Linked DNA regions of Homo sapiens: regions 1 and 2 are each linked to region 3. A link is a contact called in ENCODE Hi-C data. All regions are on one chromosome and are shown on one strand. The core of a region is the stretch at or near the end of the contact, and the rest is flanking DNA. Distances in the headings are between cores, read along the strand shown.

Region 1 (2,933 bases), core at 151-2,650, 5.3 Mb before region 3:
AGTACAATCCCAAAAGAAAAAGTACACAGGCCTTATTACTTCAAAAATTCTTGCAAGACAATACAGTTCTAGGTTCACTGATATATATACTAAAATTACTAACATTCAGATTTCACAAAGTAAGCTTCAAATAGATTGATTCCTTCAATACACAGACACACACCCTTCTAAGTATTGTGTTATCTGACAACAGAACCAAGGAATCAAAATTATTGAGTGTTTATTACCGCCTCACATATAGTTTATTAAAAATGAGCTACTGAAAACCAGAAAGTTCTTATTGACCTTTTGTCCTTTGTGAGCCAACTTTTTCCTGTTTAGAATCTGAGCTGAGTCTCATGACCCTTGCTTTATACTTTAAAACCACAAAGAACAGATACCATTTAAAAATCAGTGATGAATTAAATTACAAAGGAGGAAAATGTAATAAAATACAACTTTCAAAAATGTTACGTGTAAGCTACACATAAGAATTTTTAAGGCTGAAGAAGCTGTTCTCAGGCACAGGGCAAAACCTGTAGCCCAAAATCAACAGTCCTAATAATTTAAGATGTCAATTTTATCAGTTAAGGTAACCTCAAATTTGAGTACTTCAGTGTGATACTTTCATTCTGCTAAGATGAAAATGCCCCAGATTTTATGTAAAATATTCAGTCCCCTAAATAAAAAGTTATCTCCTTAAAAGAGAAGCTAGATTTCCTGTTGCATGTCAAGGCAGAGGGCACCACACTTCACCCAGCCAAGGCTGGACTTGAGTAGGGGTGCAGGTGTTGGCAATTCATCAGTCACACAAGCTATGTCGTCTTGCAAAGGTGCATAGAGATTTTTAACAAGGGCTTTCGAATTCTTTGAAGAAAACACAGACAATTTTGCTGGGGAGGAAATGCTCCATATTCCACGTGGAAGCAAACTCATAAATTCTGACTGCAGGTTGGTGTTCAGCACAACTTGGAATAATCTAACTTTTCACATAAAACACAATCCCCAAGCTGCAAGATAATGTCTCCGCGAATGGCACCAAGCACCACCTTTTCAAGCCCTCATCAGCACTGGAAGTGGGTCGGACACCCCCAAACCATCACCACCCCCCCACAGGAAGTGAGGGTGTCCCCCCTCCCCAGGACGGCCTTCCTCCCCTCCCCCAACCGGAAGTTGAGGCGCCCCCATTCAGCCGGCCTCCAACTGAGACAAACCAGTACCACCACCACCAAAAGAGGGGTGATCTTCAAGGGGTGAAGGGCATCTCGACTGGGGCCACCCCCAAGCTCGCCTTGCTTACTGACCTGCTGACGACAGGGGCAGGAAGGGGCCTAGGGCCAAAAGAAAGTCCCTTCCACAGAGGACAATTCCCTCAGCCCCTCTCAATCGCCTTCACTTCACGCACTCGTCGTCTCACAGCTGGACAAAAATTCTTCCGCAGCACTTTATTTTGGTGTCCTTTCCTTTTCTTTACCTAATCTCTTAACCACCTTTCCACAGGTAACTCCTCTTACCGCATAGCATTTACAATTGCTCCGGTGAGAAGAAAAATGAAATATTTTCCACGGTACCTTCACAAAAATGAAGGGATTATTTTGCCCCAATGCGGCGAAGGACTACGTGGTTACGCAAGGTGAGCCTTATTTTCGTGGAGGTTTCTGGGAGATGTAGTTTTTTTTTTTTTATTGCGAAGGCCCGCAGAAAGTAGAAGAACTGAAATTGGTCATGACTACATATTAGCGTCCTCGAAAACATATTCTGTATTCGATGACGGCTGACCTAGCGGGCCCCGACGCCCAAATGGGCCCAGACTCCCCTGGTCTTTTCCTCTGCGGCTTAATCGAACCCAAATTTTCCCTCACGCGGGCCCAAGGTCTCGGCAGCCCCGCCCCTTGTCTTAGCCCCGCCCTCCGCAGCCAATCAGGCACCCTTTAGGTCTCGTCCTCTGGAGGTTGGAAGGCAGAGAGGAGGGGCCTGGCGGTGACTCCTCCCGCTGGGGCTGAGGGAGACCTGGGAGACGACCGGGGCCCGTGAGCGCGCGCGTGCTCACGGCTCCAGGAGCGCGGCGAGCGGGCGAGGGCGCGCGCGGAGGGGCGGCGCGCGGGGCCGAGAGGAGGCGGGCAGGCTGGTGGGCTGGGCGGGCGGCGAGCGGCCGGGAGCGCGCGGTGGACTCGGCCGCGGCGAGTAGTTAGTTAGTTGTTGTTAGTCAGTGTCAGTTGCTCGGCGGCGGCGGCCGTGGTCACCAGGAAGGGGACGGGACGGACGGTGATGGTGGTCGCCGCGGCGGCGTGTGCGCCCCTCAGGTAACAGCGGCCCGGCTGTCCGCGTCCGCTCGGTTGTCTTCTACTCACGCGCCGTCTGTGGGACCAGGGTTGCCGCGGGTTGAGGGCGCTGACCCGGGGGAATCCGGGCGGGGCGGCGCGGGTTCTGGGTGGCGGCGCGGGTTCTGGGTGGCGCCGCCGCCGGGGCTCTGGCGGCCGGTGCGTCCCGCCCGGCGCGGGCTCTAGCTCCCCGGCCACCCCCGCGCCCCGCCGGTGCCGCGCGCCCCCTGCCGCCCCTGCCCCCTCCCTCGGCGGCGGCCCCGGGAGCGCGACGCCCCCCAGAGGAAGGAAAGTTGGGACCTGCCGCGAGGGACGCCCCCGGGCGCGGCTGGGAGGTTGCGGGGGAAAGTGAAGCCTGGAGGAGCTGGACGCGGGGAGGCCGGGGCAGGAGGGGCTTCTCTGGCTCCTGCCGGGTCCACACGGTCAGCCCGCTCCCGCACCCGGGAGCATCGGCGCAGCCTCGCCGGCAGCGTCGGGACGGAGCCGGGTGGCTCCCTGCCTGCTCCCTTCGCGCCGCGGCTGGGGAGCCCGCGAACGTGTGGGCTGGCGGGGTCGTTTGGGGGTTGTGAGTGGTTCGGCTGCTCAGTTTTTTTCTTTTCTGCCCTTTGACCCATCCGTTCTTGCAACTTTTCT
Region 2 (3,073 bases), core at 154-2,653, 6.3 Mb before region 3:
GGCTATCGTGCCTGAGGAACTGAATTTTTAATTTATTTAATTTTGATTAATTTAAAGTCACACAGGGCTAGTATCCACCACACTGGAAAGCATAGTTCTAAACCATAATTTGTCAAGTAAAAACTAGTAAGATAATTCACTCCTGAAATGTGATAAGAATACCTGGAAAGGGACAATAAGAATGATTTAAATAATCCACGGGGACGTTTTGGAAAGACATGTCTTGAAAACTGCAGAGACAGGAATTTGTGAATTCCACAATTAACATTAGAGGGACTGATTAAAAAAAAAAACTAAAAGACGGATTTTTACAGAGCATTCAATAAACCAAAACAAAAAAACTTCTCAGTTAAGTCCTTACCAGGGCTTAGTACTGAAAATAAAAGTAACAGAATCTCTAGGAAATTAGCATATTCTACCCGAAAGAGACAAGTCTTCTGGTTTTGCACGAACTGAAGCTGAACTACTAAGTCAAAGATCCAGAGGTCTCATTTAAACGTGCCTCAGCTCCCAACATTCTAGGGGGCAGTGGCGGGGAGGCAGCCCTGAGGTTGAAAAGAACCTTCAGATCTTTTGTGCAGACTCATAGCGGTGGGTGGCCAGGACCCTCAACATTGTTAAGGCTTTCATCCAAAAGGAGAAAACATAAGCACAGCCCATTTTCAGAATGAATAGTATTTTTTTCTCTTTTTTTTTTTTTGTAGAGGGAGGTGGACGGGGGAGGAGACAGCGGTGCAATAAATGGTCGGAGAACTGACTGACCAATGTTCAACCTTGACTGCCCCTCATTCGGCTTCCAGAGGCACAGAGAGACTGAGGGGCCTTAGGCTGGACCGTGGAATCAACATCTAGCTGCGTGAGACCCGAACACGGAGACGCAGGCCCCCGCCTTCATCGCTCGCCAATGGGGGGCGGGCAGGAGAAGACGGTGGGCCTCTCCCTGCCCCTGGTGTTGCTGACGGGGGCCAGGAAGCCGCTGGCAGCAGGCAGCGGCCACCGGAGAGAGAGGGGTGCGGGTCAAGGCCAGCGGTGGGGTGGCCCGCCCTGCGGGTGTCGCGCAGGAGGGTGGGGATCGGGAGCCCCAGCTTCCGCGGCCTAGGCTCAAAGGGCGGCCCAGCAGGCAGGCCCCGAGGGGAGCACAACCCGAGCCCCGAGGGCCTGGGCGCCTGCCGAGCGACTCCAGGCGAGAAAAGCAAGGAATTCGGCGCCTAGGCAGCGCGCGTTTCCAACTGCCAGACCCAGCTCGGAGGCCCGAAACTGACCTGCTTTTGGGGCGTCCATCGCCGGAGACCATATTATCCCTCCGGGGAGGGGGCCAGCGGGGGAAGAAGGGGGAGGCCGGGCAGGGAAGACGGGGAGGAAGACAGGCGGACTGGCAAGGGAGGAAAGAAGGAAGCAGGCTCGCGCAAATATCGCGAGAGCAGCAGAGCCAGCCCCGGGTCTGCGCTCGCGGGATTTGTCGCCTAACTCCCGCGAGATCGTCGGACAGGAAAACAAAGAAAGGGAAGGGGCGGAGCTAACCAGAAAGCGATTTCTCGCGCCGTCGCCGCTGTTCTCGCGAGCGGGGGCGGAGCGCTGGGGAGGCTCCAGTGGGGGCGTTGGCGTGGCTAGTTTGGCCTTCGCAGCGATCCGTTACTTAGTTGCGGCCTTAAGTTTTCTATTGGGGTCATGAATTCGAGCGGTGTTTGCGTTCCCGCAAGGTGTCTGTTGGAGTCAGGGTCGGAATCGGAACTGCTAGGAGAAAGAGCTCAAGGAGAACCGCTTTCCCCTAACTATAAAGCCTTGCATTAACTTGTCAGACGTGGGCGGCCCACACGCGTGTTTTCAAGTGGGGGCGGCCATACTGATCGGGCGCGTGGGAGGCGCTCAACTGTTGAATGAATGAATTTTTTCTTACCCTCCGGTAGCTTCCGTGATTGCCGACTTCTTCCCAGTGGCAGTTAACACATGCTTAAGCCTCTCCATCCTTCCGCCTCAGCTCCTCCGGTCCCTGTGTTCTCCACCTACCCAGCATTATCTCCTGTCGCAGCAACTTACCAGAAAGAGTCGCTCATACTCGGCTCTCCCCCACCCACTTCTTATCCTCTTCCAGTCTGGCTTCCACTCCCAGAAATGCCTTTAGCCAAGGCCAGCTATAACTCCACTTTCTAATCTCACATATCTCAATCTTGACTGGTTCTCTCCCATTGTTGAAAAATACTCTTCCATCAGCTTCTGTGACTTCAGACTCTACTTTTGTTTCTTCTCCTAAGGGTGCTTGATCTCAGGCTCCTCTGCAGACCTCTTCCTCCGCCCAGCTTTTAAATGTACTGGGCACTTGATGGGCACAGTAGCTCATGCCTGTAATTCCAGCACTTTAGGAGGCCAAAGTGGGAGGATGGCTTGAGCTGAAAAGTTCAAGACCAAACACAGCAACGTAGTGAGACCCTATCTCTACAAAAAAAATTTAAAAATTAGCTGAGTGTGGTGGCATGCACCTGTAGTCTCAGCTACTCAGGAGGCTGAGGTGGGAGGATCACTTGGGCCCAGGAGATTGAGGCTGTGGTGAGCCATGATTGCACCACTGCACTCCAGCCTGAGCAACACAGCAAGACCCTGTCTCAAAAAAAAATATATTGGACATTAAATGTGTCCCAGGGCTCTGGCCTTGTACCTCCTCCCTCTGTCCATTTTCCCTGGCCCATCTCACACTTCCTTTGACTTCAGTTATTAGTTAATATGTTGATGCTTCCCAGTCTGCCTGTGACCTGAGCCTATCTCCTAAACCCGGAGGTGTATATCCTAGTACCCATGGGATGCCTCCACATCCCAAGGCACCTCAAACTAAAAATCTCCAAAACTGAACTCGTCATTTCCCTCCTTAAACCTACTATTCCTTTTGTATTGCCTGTATTAGCGAATGGCGCCACCATCCACCTGGTTGCCCAAGCCAGAAATCAACACATTATACCTGACTCCTTCATCCACTCCCTTTAATCATTGATCCAAGCCCTGTCAACCCAAACTCCAATATATTTCCTTTATTCACCTTGCTATATTTTGTAACATCTCCTTTACAATCCCAGCATGAAAT
Region 3 (3,086 bases), core at 276-2,775:
AGTAACTAATTTGGACCTGATAAACACTGAGGAATGAACAGTGCTGAAGAGAAAGGCAAGAGTGGCTCCTTCTCCCATTTCCCAGACCAGTTATTCCAAACATAACGCCGCTCAAGTTTCTCATTCCATCTCCAAGCCTCTCTGTAGTTAAATGACCTCCATCTTTTTTTTCTGGGGGCGGGGACGGAGTCTCGCTCTGTCACCCAGGCTGGAGTGCAGTGGCGCGATCTTGGCTCACTGCAAGCTCCGCCTTCCGGGTTCATGCCATTCTCCTGCCTTGGCCTCCCGAGTAGCTGGGACTACAGGCGCCTGCTACCACGCCCGGCTAATTTTTTGTATATTTAGTAGAGACGAGGTTTCACCATGTTGGCCTGGATGGTCTCGATCTCTTGACCTCGTGATCCACCCGCCTCGGCCTCCCAAAGTGCTGGGATTACAGGCGTGAGCCACCGCGCCCGGCTAAATGACCTCCATCTTAATGTTACAGAGCCAACTGTCTCAACTTCCTTCTCTCTAGTTTAGTGAGTCTCAATCTTTAGCATTAGAGTCACCTGTGGAGCTTTAAAACAGTAATGACACCTGGCACAACCCAGAATTTAATTGGTCTAGAGTGGGGCAACAGTATTGGTTTTATTTAACAAAAAGTTTCCCAGGTGATTCAAATGCACATACAAGGTTGCGTTCCACTAGTGATCTTGATCTTATAAATTAGCCTCCCTCACCCTCGAAGAGGCCACTTCTCGGTTTCATGGTACGCTTTTGAGTCTTCTACCTAAACAGAAAACATTCCTGAGGGCCATATTCTCGTTCCTCATTTCTCTAACTTTATAACGATGCTTCTTTAAAGGGAAGTCTACACTAGTACGGTTTCCATCAGGTTTATTTTACTTCTTTTTTCTCTTTCAGACCACCACTGTCACATGCTCTTGCGCCCGTTATTCTGCTTTTACCTCCTTTCGTATTTCTTTGACCAGGTACTGGATTACTAGTCTTTTAACACAGTCCTCTAAAAGTGACCCAAAAGTCACCCTGGAAAGGGCTTCCTCACGTTATCCTCCTACACAACCTGGGACCCCTCTTCTGTGCGCAGACAGCATCCCGTGCATTTTTCTCTATTGTCACTTTATTGTACTACCACTGCGGATTCTCTCACGGTCTCCTATACAAAAGCACTTCAAAAAGCTGACACCACTTAATTCGCCTCTGACATTCTGGAACCCAAGGCATGGAAACCACTCAGTGAAAAGTCTGAGAAATGAATGGAAACGGAGGTCGGGGCGGGGACAATGGAGGGGGCAGTGGGTGGAGAGAGCGTGCGTGTTTGAAAAGGGGCGGGGGCTATGACCGGCGGCGCTGAGAATCCAGGTCCAGAATCGGGAGGGAGCACGGATACGCCAGAATCTGAGTGGGTGGGAGAGCGATCCACTGCCGAGACAAACCGAAGTGGGGAGGAGGCTTCTTACCTGCCTCGGGCCTCACCACCCCAACCAGCCTTCAGGCACCTCTGTGTTGGCCGGAAAGCGACAGCTACGGTCGCAAACTCAGAGGTTTCGTCCCCAACCTTGCGACATCCCTTTCCAGTACAGGGAGAATCTAAAGCTGAGTTCCCTGCTCTGCCGTAAGGTGAAGAAGAAAAAATTTGGGCGGGGCCGCCTGGGGCGTAGGAAAGGGGGCGTGTCTGCGCAAGCGCACGCTGTACTCTCCAGTGGCGTCACGTGCGGGGGCGGGACAGGGCGGGGCCGACCCGTGCTGGCAGTAGGGGGCGTGGGAGGTAAGTGCGCGCGCGCCTGCTCGCCTGCAGCCGGGGAGTCGCGCGGGGCGGGGCCGCGTGCGCGGGGTCGGGGGCGCGCGACCGAAGCGGATAAGGGACGCGGCGGCGGTTGGCTGTGTCTGTTGAGAGAGTACAGGACAGCCCGGACTGCGAGAGGCGGCGGCGGAGGCAGTAGTTGCACCGGCAGAGGCGGCCGCTGGCAGCGGTTGAGGCGGCGGTCCAACGCGTGCTCTCTGGGCGGGGTGCGGCGGGGGATGTGCCTGCTCAGGCCGGGCGGAGTCTCTCTGACAGGGCGGGGGATGCGCCGCGGCCGCTCGCCCGGACCCTGAGGCTGCTGGGCCCACCCTCCCGGAACCGTCCGACCCTCGGTGGCCTCGGCCTCTTCTGCCATCTCCGGTCCTACCCTGGGGCGGAGGGTGGAAGGCAGCTTCCGTCGAAGAGGAGGGGGCTGCGGTGGCCACCGCGGCGGAGCCCGAGGTAAGACCCGCCCAAGCGCCCAGCGGCCCTGCAGCCCGTCCTGGCCCACGTCTCAGCCTCGCTATTTGGCTCCGGTCGGGCCGCCCCGCCCCGTCCCAGCGGAGACGCCCCGCGAGCGGGTCTGCGCCGAGCCTCCCAAACACCAGATCACGGCCCCGGATCCCCAGTAGACCCCACCCCCTGTATCTTCCATTGGCCGGGCACCATTCCGGCCCTCCAGCCTCCCCGGAGATTCTGTCACGGTCCCCCCAACCCAGCAGACCCCATTAGTACCCCTCAGAGTCCCTTAGGACTCTTAATGGAGCTTCTAGACTACGTTACATCCTCCCTTGGGCTGACGTGATTACAGTTCTCAGGCAAAGTCTCGACCGCCCCCTAACCCATTGCGTCCCCCATGTGCCCCTCGCCCTACTCTTCTTAGTAGAACCCCTCCCAGCTCGCTCATCACCAAGCCGACTAGCACTAACCCTAGCCATCACGGCTTTCAGATAGCCGCTGTCATGGTGTTCTTACTCCCGGTAGATGTGGTGTCAGTCCCTCTAGACACCGTCACAGACTTTGGCTTCTCTCCCACCACCGACTGTAGCCTCTCTCAACAGACCTCTCCTCAAGCAAACCTTGTTATCTTTCTCCTTAGTCGCGATCCTTTCTTTGGTTGAAAGGGCTTTGCCATGAAATCCTGAGGGAATATTTGCTTAGCCTAATGTATTCCCTCCATTGTGGCTTAAGGGGACCGACCGAGACCCATGTTTGGAGGGGTTGGGCTGAAAAAAGTGGGAGGCAGAGTGAAGTTATGGAAGCATGAGGCCAGTTGTGTGTGTGCCATTATAAGGTCACA

Evidence for each region. A loop is a pair of places that touch in the nucleus more often than their neighbours do. Pooled maps may share reads with other maps.
Region 1: a loop to region 3 is called in a map of CD8-positive, alpha-beta T cell, with 25 times the contacts of the local background. The contact joins the promoter of HMG20A here to the promoter of SENP8 in region 3. A Hi-C loop is called at or near these places in 3 of 168 maps with a recorded cell type or tissue (CD8-positive, alpha-beta T cell and naive thymus-derived CD4-positive, alpha-beta T cell) and 7 of 50 pooled maps.
Region 2: a map of B cell shows a loop between it and region 3 (21-fold over the local background). The contact joins the promoter of IREB2 here to the promoter of SENP8 in region 3. A Hi-C loop is called at or near these places in 2 of 168 maps with a recorded cell type or tissue (B cell and naive thymus-derived CD4-positive, alpha-beta T cell) and 6 of 50 pooled maps.

What each region holds. Positions count from the first base shown.
Region 1 is chr15:77,419,355-77,422,287 of GRCh38, reverse strand. It overlaps HMG20A (high mobility group 20A), which reads right to left and starts at 1,400. Exons shown (of 10, transcript NM_001304504.2): 1 at 1,284-1,400. PEAK1 (pseudopodium enriched atypical kinase 1) reads left to right here and starts at 2,184. Exons shown (of 10, transcript NM_001385026.1): 1 at 2,184-2,282. RefSeq lists enhancers at 899-948, 1,339-1,388 and silencers at 1,839-2,158, 2,409-2,578, 2,589-2,798.
Region 2 is chr15:78,436,546-78,439,618 of GRCh38, reverse strand. IREB2 (iron responsive element binding protein 2) reads right to left here and starts at 1,403. Exons shown (of 22, transcript NM_004136.4): 1 at 1,263-1,403. The coding sequence starts at 1,281. RefSeq lists a silencer at 949-1,188 and enhancers at 1,659-1,718, 1,789-1,868.
Region 3 is chr15:72,116,842-72,119,927 of GRCh38, reverse strand. It overlaps SENP8 (SUMO peptidase family member, NEDD8 specific), which reads right to left and starts at 1,525. Exons shown (of 2, transcript NM_145204.4): 1 at 1,464-1,525. MYO9A (myosin IXA) reads left to right here and starts at 1,778. Exons shown (of 42, transcript NM_006901.4): 1 at 1,778-2,248. RefSeq lists a silencer at 1,657-2,426 and an enhancer at 2,627-2,836.